3 separate regions of the Homo sapiens genome follow, and regions 1 and 3 are each linked to region 2. Evidence: read pairs that join two places in POLR2A ChIA-PET (ENCODE). Cell type or tissue: PC-9. All regions are shown on one strand. Links, peaks and the distances in the headings refer to the core of each region. The heading gives the core; the rest is flanking DNA.

Region 1 (6,681 bases), core at 1,019-6,018, 73 kb before region 2:
CCAGGAAGGGCTCCAGGAAGAGGGGATAACATGCAACCACAGCATGCTGTTTTTCTATGTGACACATGCTTATGAAAAAAGTGCGTATCAGAGGTAGGAAAATTAGAAAATGCATTTAAAATAGGGAACATAACCACCCAGCAATGTGCTAACATTTTGGTGTCTATCCTTTCCAGTGTTTCTCGAATTTTAATGCTCATACAAATGCCATACGGAACTGTCAAAATACAAATTCTGATGCAGCAGGTCTGGGGTAGAGCCTAAGATTCTACATTTCTACGAGACAGGCACATTACCACTTGGCCACCGTGCCTGAGTTAGAGTCTACTTTTTTTTTTTTTTTTTTTTTTTGAGATCGAGTCTTGCTCTGTCGCCCAGGCTGGAGTGCAGCGGCACTATCTCAGCTCACTGCAACCTTGCCTCCTGGGTTCAAGTGATTCTCCTGCCTCAGCCTCCCAAGTAGCTGGGATTACAGGTGCCTGCCACCATGCCTGGCTAATTTTTTTGTATTTTTAGTAGATGAGGTTTCACCACGTTGGTCAGGCTGGTCTCAAACTCCTGACCTCAAGTGATCCACCTGCCTCAGCCTCCCAAAGTGCTGGGATTACAGGCATGAGCCACCACACCCTGGCCTAGATTCTACATTTCTAAAAAGCTCCCAGGTGATGCTGACACTGATGGTCTTTGGAGTCACTTCAGCAAGGTTGTAGCCTATATGTGTGTGTGTATAATATGTTCAATTTTTCAGTATTATGAATGATGATGTAGTGAATCTTTCCCCACAGATTTTTAAATTATTTGTACAATTTTTTAATGTAAATTCCTAAACTTGTATTGCTGGGTCAAATTAAAGCATAATTTAAGGGTTTTGATAGATACTGCACATTCTCCTCCAAAAATGTAGAACCAGTTTATATTCCCACTAGCAATTTATAAGTGCCTAATTCCCTGCATCAATATTGACACATAACTCTTGCCAATTTTATAGTCAAACAGTCAAACAGTTGTCCCTCAGTATCCATGGGGGATTGCTTCCAGGACCTCCCACAGATACCAACATTTGCCCATGCTCAAGTCCCCAACATAAAATGGTGTAGTACTTGCATATAACCTATGCATATCCTCTCTTATACTTTAAATCATCTCTAGATTACTTACAATATCCAATACATTGTAAGTGCTATGTAAATAGTTATACTGTATTGTTTAGGGAATACTAACAAGAAAAAAAGTCTGTGCATGTTCACTGCAGATGAAAGTTTTCTCTAATACACATATATACATACACATACATATATACATGTACATGTATACATATATACACATGCATGTATACATACATATATACACATACACGTATACATACACATATACACATATTTATACATACATATATACATACATGTATACATACATGCGTGTGCACGCGCACACACACACACACACACACATATATATATATATATATATATATATATATATATTTTTTTTTTTTTTTTGCTCTGTGGCCCAGGCTCGAGTGCAGTGGTGCGATCTTGGCTCACTGCAACCTCCACCTGCTGGGTTCAAGTGATTCTCATGCCTCAGCCCCCGCCGAGTAGCTGGGATTACAGGCGTGTGCCACCATACCCAACGAATTTTTGTATTGTTAGTAGAGATGGCGTTTCACCATGTTAGCCAAGCTGGTCTTGAACTCCTGACCTCAAGTGATCCACCCACCTTGGCCTCCGAAAGTGCTAGGATTACAGGTGTGAGCCACTGCGCCCAGCCTTTCCTGAATAATTTTGATCTGAGGTTGGTTGAATCCATGGATGCAGAACCCATGTATACAGAGGGCCAACGGTACCTCATTCTTGTTTTGATGTATACTTCTTTTATTAGTAGTGAGGATAATAGCTTCAGTATTTTTACTGGAATTTGCCTATCTCCTTTTGAAATTGCCTATTTGTGTCCATTTTCTATTAGGGTGTTTACTTTTGTTCTTACTGATTTGAAAGAAGGCTTATCTATTAGGGTTATTTAACCCTTCAATTGTTATAAATGTTTAACATCGTGTGCTTAGGAAACCACAAGTATTTACATAAGGCTGGAGTGAAAAAGAGAAATGGACCATGTATGGAAGGTTAGACAGACCAGCAGGGACAAGGGCATCAAGTGTCAAAAGTGCCAGCCTGCCGTTGCTGGGGGACCATGGACAGGTCCCAAGTATCCTTGAATTACATCACAGCTCTCACTCTAGAACCTGGGATGGTTGCATAGGTCAGACAGCGCTTCCTCACTTTCAGCAGGGCTGGAGGAACACAGCTTTCTTTTCATCAGAAAGTTTAAGCTTCATTTAGACTCCAACCTGCTTTTCTTTGTTTTATGTTAACACATACGTGCTTCAGAAATGTTATTGTCAACTTTCTTGAGTAAAATAAATATCTGCAATAAAAATTGAGGAAGAGGAATTTTCAAAAAGTAATCTAATGTCCGTTTGGAAGAAAAATAGGGGAATGGCACTAATTTTGAAAAAATAAAAATTAGTTGTGTCAGGTAATAAAGCCACAAAAGTTAAATGAGTAGTTCACCTTAGACTGAACAGATGAATGAAACAGACTCGTGGCCCAGAAGTCGACTCTGTACATATAATAATTTATAATACAAAAAGTAGGCGGGTGTGGTGGCGGGTGTCTGTAATCCCAGCTACTCGGGAGGCTGAGGTGGGAGAATCACTTGAACCTGGGAGGCGGAGGTTGCAGTGAGCCGTCATTGCATCACTGCACTCCAGCCTGGGTGACAGAGTGAGATTCCATCTCGGAAAAAAAAAAAAAAGGCTGGGTGTGGTAGCTCACACCTGTAATCTCAGCACTTTGGGAGGCCGAGGCTGGTGGATCATGAGGTCAGGAGTTCGAGACCAGCCTGGCCAATATAGTGAAATCCTGTCTCTGCTAAAAATACAAAAATGAGCTGGGCATGGTGGTGCGCGCCTGTAGTCCCAGCTACTCGGGAGGCTGAGGCAGGAGAATTGCTTGAACCCGGGAGGCAGAGACTGTGGTGAGCCAAGATCACGCCACTGCACTCCAGCCTGGGCAACAGAGCAAGACTCTGTCTCAAAAAAAAAAAAAAAAAATCAACGTGGGTCATGGGACAAACAAACATCAGGGTAATTTGTTGCTGGACAGCCTTTCTCCTTCAACAATTGCTTAATACAGAACTAGCAGCAATGTCTTCACAAGTTTCTGAGGAAAATTATCTTGTATAAGGAAGCCCAGACCAGACAAAGTTAAAATGGAGTGTGAATGTAAAAGATATTTTCACGGCCGAGCACGGTGGCTCACGCCTGTAATCCCAGCACTTTGGGAGGCCGAGGCGGGTGGATCACGAGGTCAGGAGATCGAGACCATCCTGGCTAACAAGATGAAACCCCGTCTCTACTAAAAATACAAAAAATTTAGCCAGGCGTGGTGGCAGGCGCCTGTAGTCCCAGCTACTCAGGAGGCTGAGGCGAGAGAATGGCGTGAACTGGGGAGGTGGAGCTTGTAGTGAGCCGAGATTGCGCCACTGCACTCCAGCCTGGGCAACAGAGCAAGACTCCATCTCAAAAAAAAAAAAAAAAATTTTCAGACATGCGAGAACCAGAAAGTTTATAATGCTCTGTGAAAAAATTATGTGAGGGGGAGTACTCTATCAACGTGAAAAAGAATCCAAGAAAGACTGTCATGTGGTGCAAGCGGTGGTGGCAGGTGAATATGATCCAGAAGTGAAGAACATAGAAAAAAAAATAAAAGTTTGAAATTGTTTGAAGTTTGTTTGAAATTGATGTTTGAAAGATTTTTCATAAACATACAATTAAAATGCTGTGTATTGGTTTTCAATTTTTAGAATGAAAGAACTAATTATATTAGCAGAACAGAAAGTATTGGAAGCCTTGACAATGTGAAATAACAAAAAATCGTAGTTGGAGGAGGGAGAAGGGAGAATCAAGGAAAGTGAGCTAATTTTCTCATTCTTGAGAGAGGGTAATCAATAGATACTGCCAAAAGGTGATAAATCAAGAAACAGATGTTTAAATATAGTGTTTAGCCGGGTGCAGTGGCTCACGCCTGTAATCCCAGCACTTTGGGAGGCTGAGGTGGGCTGATCACCTGAGGTCAGGAGTTCGAGACCAGCCTGACCTACATGGAGAAACCCTGTCTCTACTAAAAATACAAAATTAGCTGGGCATGGTGGTGCATGCCTGTAATCCCAGCTACTTGGGAGACTGAAGCAGGAGGATCACTTGAACCCGGGAGGTGGAGGTTGCAGTGAGACGAGCTGGCGACACTGCACTCCAGCCTGGGCAACAAGAGCGAAACTCTGTCTCAAAAATAAATAAAGTGTTTAAAGTCATGAAAGGAACTCTAGAAGAATTAAAAGTAATAATATATCTAACAAAATCAGGAGGTAGTGGTAGGAGATCATGTAAGTTGACTAAATTCCACACATTTTATAGCCAAGGAGCCAACAGGCACCATCTATTAATGGCATGTGATGGTTGCCACTGAAAGAATTAAAATCAGAAATTGCAGGAAATGAAACTAGAGTTGGGGAGAGGAGGAAGAAAAGCTGACCTTTTATTTTGGACCCTTCAAGACTGAATCTTTTTTTTTTTTTTGAGACGGAGTCTCGCTCTGTTGTCCAGGCTGGAGTGCAGTGGCGTGATCTCAGCTCACTGCAAGCTCCGCCTCCCAGGTTCATGCCATTCTCCTGCCTCAGCCTCCTGAGTAGCTGGGACTACAGGTGCCCACCACCACGCTCGGCTAATTTTTTTTTTTTTTTTTTGTATTTTTAGTAGAGACGGGGTTTCACCGTGTTAGCCAGGATGGTCTTGATCTCCTGACCTCGTGATCCACTCGCCTCGGCCTCCCAAAGTGCCGGGATTACAGGTGTAAGCCACCGTGCCTGGCCCTGAAACTTTTTTTTTTTTTTTTTTTTGAGACTGAGTTTCGCTCTTCTTGCCCAGGCTGGAGTGCAATGGCGCGATCTTGGCTCACCGCAACATCCGCCTTCTGGGTTCAAGCAATTCTCTTGCTACAGCTTCCCAAGTAGCTGGGATTACAGGCCTGCACCACCACGCCTGGATAATTTTGTGGTTTTAGTAGAGACAGGGTTTCTCCATGTTGGTCAGGCTGGTCTCCTACTCCCGACCTCAGGTGATCTGCCCGCCTGGGCCTCCCAAAGTGTTGAGATTAGAGGCGTGAGCCACTGTACCCGGCCTCTGAATCATTTTTATTTGTTTTATCATATGCATCCACTTATTTAATAAAAAAGCTATATTGATAACCATTTTTAAAATTATGGGACATCCATAACAGAATAGTATATAGCAGTTAAAAAAATGAGCTCCTGGCTGGGCGCAGTGGCTCACGCCTGTAATCCCAGCACTTTGGGAGGCCCAGGCAGGCGGATCACGAGGTCAGGAGATCGTCCATCCTGGCTAACACGGTGAAACCCGGTCTCTACTAAAATACAAAACATTAGCTGGGCGTGGTGGCAGGCGCCTGTAGTCCCAGCTACTTGGGAGGCTGAGGCAGGAGAATCGCGGAACCCAGAAGGCGGAGCTTGTAGTGAGCTGAGATCGCGCCACTGCACTCTAGCCTGGGCAACAGAGTGAGACTCCGTCTCAAAAAAAAAAAAAAAAGCTCCTGACATGGAAAGCATATATTTAAATGAAATGGGCAACTTGCAGCAAGATATGAATAATATCATTCTAGTTACATAAAATACGAAGTTTCTTATACATGTTTGTATATTCATAGAAAATGCCCAGGAGGATATAGACTAAACTGTTAACAGTGACTCTCCTCTAGGGAGTTGGCAGGAGGAAAGAGAATGAGGACTTCAAAGTTGCACACCTGGATCCCAGTCAAAAGGTTTCTGTTGTTGCTTTAATAAATAAAAAAAAAATTTTTGTTTTTTAAAATGAAAGTATTGGCTGGGCGCAGTGGCTCATGCCTGTAATCTCAGCACTTAGGAAGGCCGAGGCGGGCGGATTACCTGAGGTCAGGAGTTCGAGACCAGCCTGGCCAACGTGGTGAAACCCCGTTTCTACTAAAAATACAAAAAATTAGCTGGAGGTAGTGGCGTGCACCTGTAATCCCAGCCACTTGGGAGGCTGAGGCAGGAGAATTGCTTGAGCCTGGGAGATGGAGGTTGCAGTGAGCCGAGATCATGCCACTGCACTCCAGCCTGGCCAACAGAGACTGTCTCTAAATAAATAAATAAATAAAATAAATAAATCAATAAATAAATAATAAAATAAAAAAATATGAAGTCTTCAGGTCGGGTGTGGTGGCTCATGCCTGTAATCTTAGCACTGTGGGATGTTGAGGCGGGCGGATCACCTGAGGTCAGGAGTTCGAGACCAGCCTGACCAACATGGCAAAACCCCATCTCTACTAAAAATACAAAAATTAGCCAGGCATGGTAGCAGGTACCTGTAATCCCAGCTACATGAGGCTGAGAATCGCTTGAACCCAGGAGATGGAGGTTGCAGTGAGCAGAGATTTGTGCCACTGCACTCCAGCCTAGGAGACAGAACGAGACTCCGTCTCAAAAAAAAAAAAAAAAAAAAAAAGAATAAATAAATAAATAAATAAATAAAGTCTTCATAGAAAATTTGGAGAATTACAAAGAACAAGTCACCTATCCTCATAACCT
Region 2 (6,681 bases), core at 531-5,530:
TGCTGGCTGGACACTGAGGCCAGGTGGGAACAGACAGAAGGGACTGTGGGCTTGGTGGGGTAGGGGAGGGAGAGGAAAGGGTCCCAAGACCTCCTGCAGGCAGGTCTGGGCAGGATCCCTATCTGGTGCACCCCACCTCCTGGCCTGGCTACAGAGGAGCTGCTGAGGTCGACCACAACAGGTGCTGAGAACAGCTCAGCCAGACCATTCTGGCCACATCCAACTCTGTCGAACTTCCTGGCGGACCAACAGCTCCAAACAGGGATCCTGCGGGGTCCCAGAGACAATGAGCCCAGACACAGCATCTCCGACCTCCTGCCAGTGCCAGACTGACCCCACCACACTTCAGCTCGGGCTGCTTGCTGCCCACTCCTGCTGCTGCCCACACAGGTTGTAAGGCACACACCACCTGCTGTCCACTCCCACCCCCACACACTCCCGAGGCACACCTACACACACAGCCTGCTGCACATCACCTGCTGTGCACTCCACACACATGCACATGCATTGTCTGACATCAACACACATACACTATGTGCTGCATGTACAAGCACACAGCCTGCTGCACACCACCTGCTGTATGCACCACACACATGGCCTGCTGCACAAATATAGTGCCTGTTGCGTGTGCGCATGTACACACACACACACTGCCTGCTGCACACACACACGGCCTGATGCATACAAACACACAGTCTGCTGCACACCACCTGCTGTACACACCACAGCCTGCTGCATGCACACAAATGCACTGCCCACTGCATGCCACCTATTGTACACACACACACACACACACTGCCTGCTGCACACCATCTGCTGTACATACCATGCACACTGCTTGCTGTACACCCCTGCAAACTACCCGCTGCGCACACACACACTGCCTGATACATACACAGCCTGCTACACACCACCTGCTGGACACACACACATAAACACACTGCCTGACACATACACACAGCTTGCTACACACCACCTGCTGTACACACGCGCGCACACACACACACAGCCTGATACATACATAGCCTGCTACACACCACCTGCTGCACACCCCACAAACTACTCGCTGCACATAAAGATGCACACACACACCACACACTGCCTGATAAACACACTGCCTGCTGCACACCACCTGCTGTACAAACACACACACACACACACAGAGCCTGATACATACACACAGCCTGCCGCACACCACCTGCTGTACACCACACAAAGTACTCGCCGCATGCTGCACATAAACACACACCACACCCCGCCTGATACATACACACACTGCCTGCTGCACACCACCTGCTGTACACACACACACGCCTGCTGCACACAGTCTACTGCACACCTACTGCACACCCTTGCTGCACATAAACACACACACACTACCCGATATAAACACAGGTAGCCTGCCGCACGGCACACCGCACACATATACTGCCTGATAACACACACACACACTGCCTACTGCCCACACACTGCCTGATGCATATGCCTTGCTGTATACATAGCCCATAAGGTACTCACTACCTGCTTACCACCACACCACGCACTGCCTGACGCACACACGTGCACACAAACACTGCGCGCTGCATACACAGCCCATACAGCATGCAGTGCCTCCTGCACACACTGCCCCTTCCCCACTGCCTGATGGTAACGTGTGCGCTGACCGCTGCACACCCCGTTCTGTGCGCACAGCTTGCAAGGCAGCACCCCTGCTGCACACACTGCACCACACACTTCACACAAACACTGCCTTAAACATGGCACACAGGGCACCCACACCACACGAACAGTGCACGTTATCTGCCCTATCAATGACCCCAAGACAAGTAATGCTACCTGTACTCAGAACCCTTGGAGCTAAGCCCCCCAGGAGAAGTCCAAAACAGCTCATCTCTGCTCCACAGCTTCTTTCTTCTCCCCGCCTCCTTGTCCCTCCCAGAACCTACCCAAAGTCATCAGTGCCCTCCCCACACCACTGAATGTCTGGCGGCCTCCTGGGCTTTCCCGGCCAGTCCTTCCAGGCCTGAAATCTGCGGCCCCAGGTGAATCCATGACTTACAGACTGAGCTCCAAGACCTTCACTGCCCCTCAACCTCCTGGAGGGAAAGGCCAGGAATCCAGGCCTGCCTCCCTCCCCTCCCCCAGGGCTCCCCCTCCCTGGTGAGGGAAAATGTCAGATTCCCTGTCTCAGTGGCGGCAGCGGGCGGGTTGGAGGGGGAGTGATTCAGCCGCCGCCTCAAGAGTGCGGAGCGAGAAGAGCTTTTCCTGCCATTACCCGGCGAGGGAGAGGCTGGCGCGCTAATGGCTTCAATTACCACTCAGACAGGAACGCTGGGCGGCGGGCCCCACGCTCATCACAGCCAGGACAGGCTCACCCCGGCCAGCTTGTGCTGGGCACCCCCACCTCGTATGCAGTCCTGGCGGGGGTGTCAAGGGGAGGCCACACTGGGAATAACAATCCTGCTCAGATGCGAGGTGCAAAGGGCACGGCTGTGGGGGATTTGGGGGGGCACTCCCACGGGCTGTGGTGGGAGTGGCCCTGGAGCCACAGCAGTTGGGCCTGGTGTGACATGAGGCAAAGGCAGAGGGCACAGAACAGACTGCAGGCCTGGACTCCTTTTTGGGGGCACACTGATCTTCACCTGAGCCAGTTCACCCCAGACAGCCCTCAGCCATTCTCCAAGGAGACCAGCTCACAGGGAGAGCTGTGTGCAACTCAGGAAGGACTCTTACTTCCCCGACCCCAACTAGCTCCATCCCCTCCCCAGCCCTCCTCGTACCCTGTGGTGGCCTCCCAAGAATGGCCCTGGCTCCTGCCGGCCCCACCCCAGAGCTCCAGTCCAAGTCCAACCATCCTTTCACCCAGTTCCTGCAGGCACCCAGCTTTCTTGATCCTCCTAGGAGGGAGGGGAGGGGTGGGGTGAGGCGGGGCAGGGGGCGGGTGTTCACCCTCTGGGCTGCTTCCCTCTGGCCCTCCTGCGGCACGCCTTTCTGTCAAGCCCAATGCTGGCCAAGGTTATACAGACCAGCAGGATAAGTCAGCATTTTGTCTTCCTGGTGCTATGTTTCAGAAGCAGGAGGGGCTCACTCAGGCCCACAGCTCCACACCCTTCCCCGGAGCATGGACAGGGTCTGGGTACTTGCGCCACACTCTCCCCAGCCTCATCAGACACTTCTCACACCCCAGAAGCGCAAACATATACTGCTGGCCCCTGGTAGAGAAACCAAACGGAGGCACCTCCTGCAGGTCCTCTTTTTTTTTTTTTTTTTTGAGATGGAGTCTCCTGTCGCCCAGGCTGGAGTGCAGTGGCGCAATCTCAGCTCACTGCAACCTCCTCCTCCTGGGTTCAAGCAATTCTCCTGCCTCAGCCTCCCAAGTAGCTGGGACTACAGGCGTGCGCCACCACGCCCAGTTAATTTTGTATTTTTTGGTAGAGATGGGGTTTTGCCATGTTGGCCAGGCTGGTCTCGAACTCCTGACCTCAAGTGATGTGCAGGCCTCTGCCTCCCAAAGTGCTGGGATTACAGGCGTGAGCCACCACACCCAGCCCCTCCTGTCAGTCTGAAGTCCGTCCTCCTCACCCCAGGCCTGAAAGACCACCTCCATCCTCCTCAACCCTTTGAAAGGTAAGGCTGCCCAGGGCAGTGGCAGAGGTAAGAGGGCTCCTGACCCAGGACCTGGGGCTTAGGCGCTTTTGAAGGACTCCTCTTTCAATACTAACAAGGAGGCCCTGTTCCCCAATCTGAGAGCCTGAAAAGAAGCCCTCTGGGGCCTCTGGTCCTTCAGCCACCTCCCAAATGCCAGGGCAGGGCAGATGGCTCCCTGCTAGGACAGCTGCCAATAGGAGGACTGGGCAGCATTGAAATACTTGCCCCCAGGTCACGAGTGGGGAAACAGGTCAGAAGTGGCAGGGAGGAGCCTGAGAACACTCAGCAATCAGTGATGCTGGCCCAGGGCCTGTTCTCTGAGTTCCTATTGCACAGGTATGTCCCCCCGTGGGAGCAGGCAGTGGAGCTGCATCACCCGGATGATGCCACGCAGCACGGAGGCCAACCACCTTCAGCTCACGTGGTGAGGCCTCAAGATGTACAGCTTCCAGCCCCACAGCAACCACCACCACACTCCTGGGAAGCGCTTCATACACAGCATTCAATCTTCCAAACCAGCTTGGGTGGTAGGCATTATATCCATTTACAGATGGAGCAAATGAGGGTCAGAGGCATAGTTACTAACCCAAAGACACACGAGAAGTGAGTGGTCCAGAGTCTTAACCACTGTCCTCTATGGCTCCTCTAAGCTTGTAGAGCCCACGGACTCATACAAGACACAGATGCAAAACAGTAACCGACACTGGACGCAGTGCCTCAGGCCTGTAATCCCAGCACTTTGGGAGGCCAAGGCGGGCGAGGTCAGGAGTTCGAGACCAGCCTGGCCAACATGGTGAAACCCCGTCTCTACTAAAAATACAAACATTAGCTGGGCGTGGTGGCACCTGCCAGTAGTCCCAGCTACTTGGGAGGCTGAGGCAGGACAATCACTTGAACTCGGGAGGTGGAGGTTGCAGTGAGCCGAGATCTCACCACTGCACTCCAGCCTGGCAACAGAGTGAGACTCTGTCTCAAACAAAACTAAAAAACCCCCCAAAACCAAACAACAACAACAACAACAAAAAGAGTAACTGAATGGAGATGTGTGTGTGAACAGATAAAGCCACAGCGTAAAAATGGCCAATGTGAAAACATGTGCAGCTGTTCTTGTAATCAAAGAAATGCAAATTAAATTGAGATGCCATTTTTTGCCTATTAACTTGGCAAAAAATATTTTTTTGAAGATATTTCCCAACAGTGGGGAAGATGTGCAGGAAAGAGGCCCTCTTCTGCCCTGCTTGGCAGGAGTATGAATTGACACAATCTTCTGGAAATATCAAAAGGCTTAAAAATGCATGTGCCCTTTGACTCAGCAATTCCACTTCCATGAACCTAGAATAAGGGAATAATCAGGAAGGTGAACACATCCATCTGCAACGACGTGTATGGCACCTTATTTATAGAAACGAAAAAACTGAGAACATATGTGTCCAACAATAAGGGAATGGCTAAATAAATTAGGGTACTTGCATGTGACAGCTTACCCATAGCCATTAAGGATAATGATACAGGCTGGACGTGGTGGCTCACGCCTGTAATCCCAGCACTTTGGGAGGCCAAGGTGGGCGGATCACGAGGTCAGGAGTTCCAGACCAGCCTGTTCAATATGGTGAAACCCCGTCTTTACTAAAAATACAAAAATTAGTCACGAGTGGTGGTGCGCACCTGTAGTCCCAGCTACTCGGGAGGCTGAGCCAGGAGAATCGCTTGAACCCAGGAGGCAGAGGCTGCAGTGAGCCAAGATGGCACCACGGGACTCCAGGCTGGGTGACAGAGCTAGACTCCGTCTCAAAAAAAAAAAAAAAAAAAAAGAATAATGATACAGAAGAATATTTAGTGGCAAGGAAGATGTTAGCCATATTTTTTTTTGTTTGTTTTTAAAGCAGTCTACAAATCATCGGACAGTATGTGGTCCCATTTCTGTTCACACACACACATATATATGTATGCACAGAAAATGGGCCACGAGTAAGTAACCAAATGTTATTACTAGAGGTAAACTGAGACATTTTAATTTTTTCCTCTGTGCTATTCTATACTTTCCAATTTTTCAAAAAGGAACAGGTATCGACATCACATTCTTAAAAAGAAAGCAACAATCGGCCCGGGTGCGGTGGCTCACACCTGTAATCCCAGCAGTTTGGGAGGCTGAGGCAGGCGGATCACCTGAGGTCAGGAGTTTGAGACCAGCCTGACCAACATGGTAAAACTCCATCTCTACTAATAATACAAAATTAGCCAGGCATGGTGGCGCATGCCTGTAATCCCAGCTACTTGGGAGGCCGGGCAGGAGAATCGCTTGAACCCGGGAGGCAGAGGTTGCAGTGAGCTGAGATCACACCATTGCACTCCAGCCTGGGCAACAAGAGTGAGACTGCATCTCAAAAAAAAAAAAAGAAAGAAAGAAAGAAAAGAAAAAAAAGCAAGCAACAATCGATGCTATATTTTGAAAACATAAACACATTCAGACTGATGAATCAGTTGTGGCTGGGGTCTGATCATGTCACCCCCGCCTTGTTTGTGGCTTCCTATGTCCCTAGGAGAGTGTTCATTTCTCAGCCAGATCCTGTGTAATCTGCCCTCCAAACCTCTCCAGACTCATGCTGAATTGCTTTCTCCTTCTTCCTGTGCTCTCTAGCTCCCCCTCTGCCCTCCAGAAAACCCAAATTGAACTACTCAGAGCTCTCTGAAAGCTCCATCCTCTCTTGCTTCTGGGCCTGGGCACCTGCCTAGCTGCCAACTGCCACCCCCAACTCCCACCTGTCCTCAAGACTTGGCTTAGACACAGCTTCCTCCTCCTCGGTGCTCAGAGGACTTCAAGGTGGTCCAGGGAGTGTTTGTGAATGAATGGAGAAGCCACCAAGTGAGAGAAGACACTAAAATCCACGGACAGAGCCCCAGCCCTCAGCTCACAGGGGCAACAAGGAACACACCTGCCTGACACCTACGGCCAGGCTCCACATGGAAATCCGGTTCACTGCCAAACAGCCACAGCCATAACCACGTAACCCAAGGGATACACAGCTGCAGCTC
Region 3 (6,681 bases), core at 1,171-6,170, 540 kb after region 2:
TAGAACTGTACTGCTCTAATCTCTGCCTCTATGCCCACATGGCCATCCTGCTCTGTGTCTCTGTCTCCAGTCTCCCTCTGATTTGCTCTTATAAGGACACTTGTTATTGCATTTAGGGCCCACCCTAAATCCAGGATGATCTTATCTTGAGATTCTTTTTGTCTTTTTGTTTGTTTGTTTGTTTGTTTTGAGACAGAGTTTCGCTTTTGTCGCCCGGGCTGGAGTGCAATGGTGCGATCTCGGCTTGCTGTAACCTCTGCCTCCCAGGTTCAAGCATTTCTCCTGACTCAGTCTCCTGAGTAGCCGGGATTACAGGGATGCGCCACCACGCCCGGCTAATTTTGTATTTTTAGTAGAGACAGGGTTTCTCCATATTGGTCAGGCTGGTCTCGAACTCCCAACCTCAGGTGATCCGTCCACCTCGGCCTCCCAAAATGCTAGGATTACAGGCGTGAGCCACCGTGCCCGGCCTCATCTTGAGATTCTTAATTACACTGGCAGATACCTATTTTGTCCAACTAGGGTCACATTCACAGGTTCCAGGGATTAGGACTTGGACATGTCTTTTGGGGGGTCACTATTCAACCCACTGCAATTTTCTTTACAAAGAGTTTCAGTGGAGAGGTGGGAGTGGAAGCCAGATTGCAGAGGATCAACAAAGAGGAGGCAAAGAAACGTAGGTGATTATTTTACATACATATTTTTTTGAGACAAGGTCTTTTTTTTTTGAGAAGGAGTCTTGCTCCGTTGCCCAGGCTGGAGTGCAGTGGTGCGACCTCACCTCACTGCAACCTCTGCCTCCCAGGTTCAACCAGTTCTCCTGCCTCAGCCTCCCAAGTAGCTGGGATTACAGGCGTGTGCCACCATGCCCGGTTAATTTTTGTAATTTTGGTAGAGACAGGGTTTCTCCATGTTGGTCAGGCTGGTCTCAAACTCCTGACCTTGTGATCTGCCTGCCTCAGCCTCCTAAAGTGCTGGGATTAGAGGAGTGAGCCACCGCGCCCGGCCTTGAGACAGTCTCCAGACTGGAGTGCAGTGGCACAATCTCAGCTCACTGCAACCTCCACCTCCCAGGCTCAAGTGATCCTCCCACCTCGGCCTCCTGTATAGTGAGTAGCTGGGACTACAGGCACACACCACCATGCCCAGCTAATTTTTTAAAAGTTTTTTGTAGACACACGGTTTCCCTGTATTGCCCAGGATGGTCTAGTATTTCTGGGCTCGAGCAATCCTCCCACCTCGGCTTCCCAAAATACTGGGATTACAGGCGTGAGCCACCAGGACCACCCTAGATGATTATTTTAGACACTTGGTTAAGAGGGGATGCAGATGAAGGGAGAAATGGAGGAGGGCTACAAGCAGAAGAGGGATTTTTGTTCCGTTTTAAAATATGGTGTATCTTTGAGTCTCTTGGGGGAAAAAAGATGAGAAAGACGGGGGAAGATCTTAAAGATATAGGAGAGGGAGGAACAATGAAGCAAGGAGCTGGCCCCAGAACTGAGTTGCCATCAATAAATCAGGGCTGAATTGATGACTCAGTAAACCCCAGGATGGGCCAGCCACAGACCAGCCACCATCAAGCAGGTCGGAACAGAGACATGGCCGGAGGAGAGAAGTGTGAGCCAAGGAGCCTCCAAGACAAGAGAAAACAAAACCAACCAAGCCTCTGGTGGAAGACCTGAGATTTGAAAAGGGATGAATCAGGATCATTCCCTGGGCAGTTTATAAACCACTTTCATCAGTTTCTCATCTGAAGCACTGATTCCTGCTGGAGGGCAGGCAGAGGAATCACAATGTTACCTGAACAGAGGAAGAAACCGAGACCCAGAAAGGCCTTGGGGCTAGTGGAGGACGCATAGGTAGTTGAGGTGTTCAGAGTTCCAGCTGAGGAGGCAGGAAGCCCAGGAAGTCCTGGGGAGGGGGGTCCTCTGTCTGACAGCAAGGAGAAGCAGTTATTGAGGCTTCCACTCAGAAATGGACACTTTTTATTTTAGTAGTTTTTGGGGTACAGGTGGTTTTTGGTTACATAGATAAGTTCTCTAGTGGTGATTTCGGACATTCTAGTTCTCCCAAGCTGTGTACATTGTACCCAATATGTAGTGTTTTATCCCTCACCCCCTCCCAAGCTTCCCACCTGAGTCCCCAAAGTCCATTATATCATTCTTATGCCTTTGCACCCTCATAGCTTAGCTCCCACTTTTTCTTTTTCCCCCAAGATGGAGTCTTGCTCTGTCACCGAGGCTGGAATGCAGTGGCGCAATCTCGGCTCACTGCAACCTCTGCCTCCCGGATTCAAGCGATTATCCTGCTTAGGCCTCCTAAGTAGCTGGGATTACAGGCATGTGCCACCACACTCGGCTAATTTTTGTATTCTTAGTAGAGATGGTGTTTCACCATGTTGGCCAGGCTAGTGTTGAACTATTGACCTTGTGATCTGCCCGCCTTGACCTCCCAAAGTGCTGGGATTACAGGCGTGAGCCAACATGCCCGGCCGCTTAGCTCCCACTTATAAGTGAGAATGTACAATATTTGGTTTTCCATTTCTGGGTTACTTCACTTAGAATAATGGCCTCCAGCTCCATCCAAGTTCCTGCAAAAGACATTATTTCATTCCTTTTTATAGCTGAGTAGTATTCCATGGTGTATATATACCGCATTTTCTTTATCCACTTGTTGATGGGCACTTAGGTCAGTTCCATATCTTTGCAACTGCGAATTGTGCTGCTAAAAACGTGTGTGCAGGTGTCGTTTTCATATAATGACTTTTTTTTCCTTTGGGTACATACCTAGTAGTGGGATTGCTGGATCACGTAGTAGATCTACTTTTAGTTCTTCAAGGAATCTCCATACTGTTTTCCATAGTGATTGTACTAATTTACATTCCCACCAGCAGTGTAAAAGTATTCCCTTTTCACCATACCCATACCAACATCTATTGTCTTTTGACTTTTTAATTATGGTCATTCTTGCATTAAGGCAAAGTGGTATCTCACTGTGGTTTTAATTTGCAAAAACTGAACACTTAAAATACTGTTGCTCTTTTTCCCCTTTTGCACTCTCCTCCCTGGGCTTCTATGAGACACATCTTCCCGGTTTTTCACCTCTTGGATCTTTCTCAAGATCCTTTCCAGAGTGCCTGTTGCTCCTCCGACCCTTTACAGTGGGCGCTGTCCAGGTACTTCTCCCCCACTAAACTGTTTCCCAGGGTGGGCTCTGGTGGCCCTGGGCTCCAATTCATACCTCTAGTCTATTCCTTCCAAACCTAATCTTCTGCCCAGCCCTGTCTCCTGAGCTCCAGATTCATATACCCAGCTGCCCACTCCCCTGTCCATCTGGGCGTCCCATGGGTACTTCAAACCCAACAGATACCAAACTGGACTCATCCCTTTTCCCCCAAAACGGGCTCCTCCTCTCATGTTCCCTGTCAGTTGCTGGCACTACCTGCCACAATTCTGCCTCTGCCTCTCCCCCAGCATCCTGTCAGTCACCAAGAGTTATCTGTCTCTTTTGGCTCATAAATATCTCATGACCTTGCCTCCCTCTCTCCATCCCCAGGCTTTGTCACCATGGCTTACCTGGACCCTACAACAGGCTCCCCCTGCCTGCTGGCCTTTCCAGTCCATCCTCCAAATGGCTACCCCATGATCTTCCTAAATCACAAAGATGATCCTCTTGCTCACCTCTTTAAAGATGTCTGTTGGCTTCTCCACTTCTGCTGGGTAAAGCACGAACTGGCATTCAAGGCCCTTGATGATCTGCCTCTGGCCATATTCTCCAGCCTTATCATGACCGCATGTATTCCACCCTCCAGCCACACCTATGATTTGCCATTTCACAAATGCCCCCCACCTTCATCTAGGTTGTTTATTCTCCTTCCCACCAGTGTCCACTTGAAGCCAGCTCAGGTATCTCCCCCTGCAAGAAGCTCTCCTGACCCTCCTTCCCATGAGTTAACTTCTCCACGTGTGCTCGCCCCCACTTCTCTCATCTGCTCACACTGTATGGTGATAGTCTACCTGCCTGTCTACCCACTAGTTGGTGCAGGGACATGTCTGGGTTCCCAGAGTGGAATCCAGGACCTCACACATGCTCTGTACTCAGTTAATGTTTCCTGGACTGTGCTGAATTGTCACAGTGTGAACCAAGCTGCCATCATTTGCAGTTTACAAATTCATTGCACCATTATTTTTCCACTCTTCTTCATGACACATAGTCAGCTCAAAATATCTTTACACAGCAAGTTTTTTTTTTTTTTCACCTTTGCATTAGATACTTGGAATATACTCCCCAAACTGGTTTCTCTTGGTCAGGGGTTGTACTTAAGTGTGTGGTTTTTATTAGAACTGCTAAATAGTTCTCCAGAAAGATTGTGTTTATTCACATCACCACTATGTATACAGGAAAGGTATGATACCTTTCCTCATCCATCATAAGGTTATTCTTTTTTTTTTTTTTTTTTGAGACGGAGTCTCACTCTGTCACCCAGGCTGGAGTGCAATGGTACGATCTCGGCTCACCGCAAACTCCGTCCCCCAGGCTCAAGCGATTCTCCTGCCTCAGCCTCCCAAGTAGCTGGGATTACAGGCATGCACCACCACACCTGGCTAATTTTGTATTTTTAGTAGAGACAGGGTTTCTCCATGTTGGTCAGGCTAGTCTTGAACCCCTGACCTCAGGTGATTCACCCGCCTCAGCCTCCCAAAGTGCTGGGATTAGAGGCGTGAGCCACCATACCAAGCAAGGTTATTCTTATAATAAAAGACAGATAAACAAGAAAAAAGCACAACAAATTTATTGAATCAAAGTTTTACATGACATAGGAGCCTTCAGAAATAAAGACCCAAAAGCCTAGAGAAAACTGTGTTTTGTGTTTAGGTTCAATGAGGAATGAACAGCCATGTGGAGATGTGATTGGACAAAGGGGCATGACCTCATGGTAATAGACTGAGCAGGGAGATCCAGCAAAGCCTATCCAGATTCTTTTTGGTCTCCTTGCGAAGCATTCCTTCCTGCAGTGTATGGGGCAGGACTGCTCTGGGATGAGGGTCTTCAAGGGGCAAGGGAAAACAGAGAGTGTAACCTTTCTAGATTTTATGGCTGGCTTAGGGGGAGAGAGGTTCTAGTTTCTATGACGTGCTTTGGGGAATAGGAATTCTGTTTTCTCTGATTTGCTTCAAGGGAGAAAGAGGAGCGGGAGACACAGGGCCTGGATATTTTGCTTCTCTTTGAGTTCAAGTACTCAGCATGCCAAAGTGCCATACATTGGGCTATCACGTTCTGAGCCTCAACACCTGCAACACTGCCAGCAGTGGGTTTTACTATTTTTTCATTCATATTTGCTACTTTAACGGGCATGCAGAGGTGATGGTCTCTTCCTTCAGGGAGGCTTCTATAATTCTAGAGAGACAGCTATGGTAGGGTGTGACAAGTGCCATAACAGAGGGGTGGGGTGTGGAGGGTAGCAGAGGAGACTGTGGGAGCCCAGGATGGCAGGGAGAGTCTAATCCAAGTTGTGGGGCTGAAGGAAAACTTCCTAAAGGAGAGGCCAGCTACCTCAGACTAATCAGGCTGATGCCTCCCACTGCCTCCGGTCTTCTATAGCATTCTTACTGCCATTGGCTTTCCTCATCTTATCTCTATCTTCTAGCTACAACAACTCAATGGGAATAGATACTTTTCCCATCTCACAAATGAGGAAACAGAGGCTCACAGGGACCACACAGCTAGAGACGGGGCTAGAACTCAAACCCAGCTCTATGTGATGTCCTTGGGCCAGTGCTCTTCCAGCCGTCCATGTTGATAAGGAACAAGGGACAGATAAGATACTTCCTAGGGATGACCAACCCGGGGAAGGGACTTTTTAGCAATTACCCTCATTCACTACAACCCTGGAGGGTGAGTAATGTCAGCCCCAGTCTATGAAGTCTAAACAACCTCCCCAAGGTCACACTGTGGTGCAAGATAGACTCTCATCCCTACAGAGGACTTCCCCTCCCTGCCACACCCATTTGAGAGGGAGCAAAATTTATGCCCCTCCCCTCTCAATTCATAAGTTGAAGTCCTAATCCCTTGTACCATAGAATATGACCTTATTTAGAGACAGGGTCTTTACAGAGGTAATCAAGTTAAAATGAAGCCGTTAGGGTGGACCCTAAACCAATATGATTGGTATCCTTATAAAAAGGGGACATTTGGGGCCAAGCGCGGTGGCTCACGCCTGTAATCCCTGCACTTTGGAAGGCCGAGGCTGGCGGATCACCTGAGGTTGGGAGTTTGAGACCAGCCTGACCAACATGGTGAAACCCCGTCTCTACTAAAAATACAAAATTAGCCAGGTGTGGTGGCATGCACCTGTAGTCCCAGCTACTTGGGAGGCTGAGGCAGGAGAATCCCTTGAACCCAGGAGGCAGAGTTTGCAGTGAGCCGAGATGGCGCCTCTGCACTCCAGCCTGGGCAATAACAGCGAAACTCCATCTCAAAAAAAAACATACACAAAAAACAAACAAAAAAAATGGCTAGGGGGCACAGAAATTTGGACAAGGAGATGGACGAGCATAGAGGAAAAAAGATGGGAAGAGACACAAGAAGAAACAAGACAAAGAACATGGGAAGCTACCAGAATTCACCTGGCATGTTCCATACCAGAGAGGCATGGAACGGATTCTCCCTTACAGCCCTCCG

The links. Peaks named below come from ENCODE experiments on the same cell type or tissue, not always from the same donor. Only the 100,000 strongest peaks of a DNase experiment are listed, where the experiment ranks them.
Region 1: POLR2A ChIA-PET joins it to region 2 with 8 read pairs; 7 of 35 experiments call an interaction of 5 or more read pairs at or near these places.
Region 3: POLR2A ChIA-PET joins it to region 2 with 6 read pairs; 1 of 35 experiments calls an interaction of 5 or more read pairs at or near these places.

Annotation. Positions count from the first base shown.
Region 1 is chr1:43,627,816-43,634,496 of GRCh38, reverse strand. No RefSeq gene overlaps it. Among named protein-coding and RNA genes, the nearest start is that of KDM4A, 19 kb to the left of the region's middle. In PC-9, for the core only: no CTCF peak of the experiment used is centred there; no DNase peak of the experiment used is centred there.
Region 2 is chr1:43,554,221-43,560,901 of GRCh38, reverse strand. All of the region lies in intron 5 of PTPRF (protein tyrosine phosphatase receptor type F), which reads right to left. Among named protein-coding and RNA genes, the nearest start is that of PTPRF, 27 kb to the right of the region's middle. RefSeq lists enhancers at 1-236, 2,549-3,126, 3,127-3,704. In PC-9, for the core only: no CTCF peak of the experiment used is centred there; DNase peaks (open chromatin) are centred at 3,031 and 3,891; H3K27ac peaks cover 1,985 bases.
Region 3 is chr1:43,010,394-43,017,074 of GRCh38, reverse strand. No RefSeq gene overlaps it. Among named protein-coding and RNA genes, the nearest start is that of SLC2A1-DT, 55 kb to the right of the region's middle. In PC-9, for the core only: no CTCF peak of the experiment used is centred there; a DNase peak (open chromatin) is centred at 4,294; H3K27ac peaks cover 1,055 bases.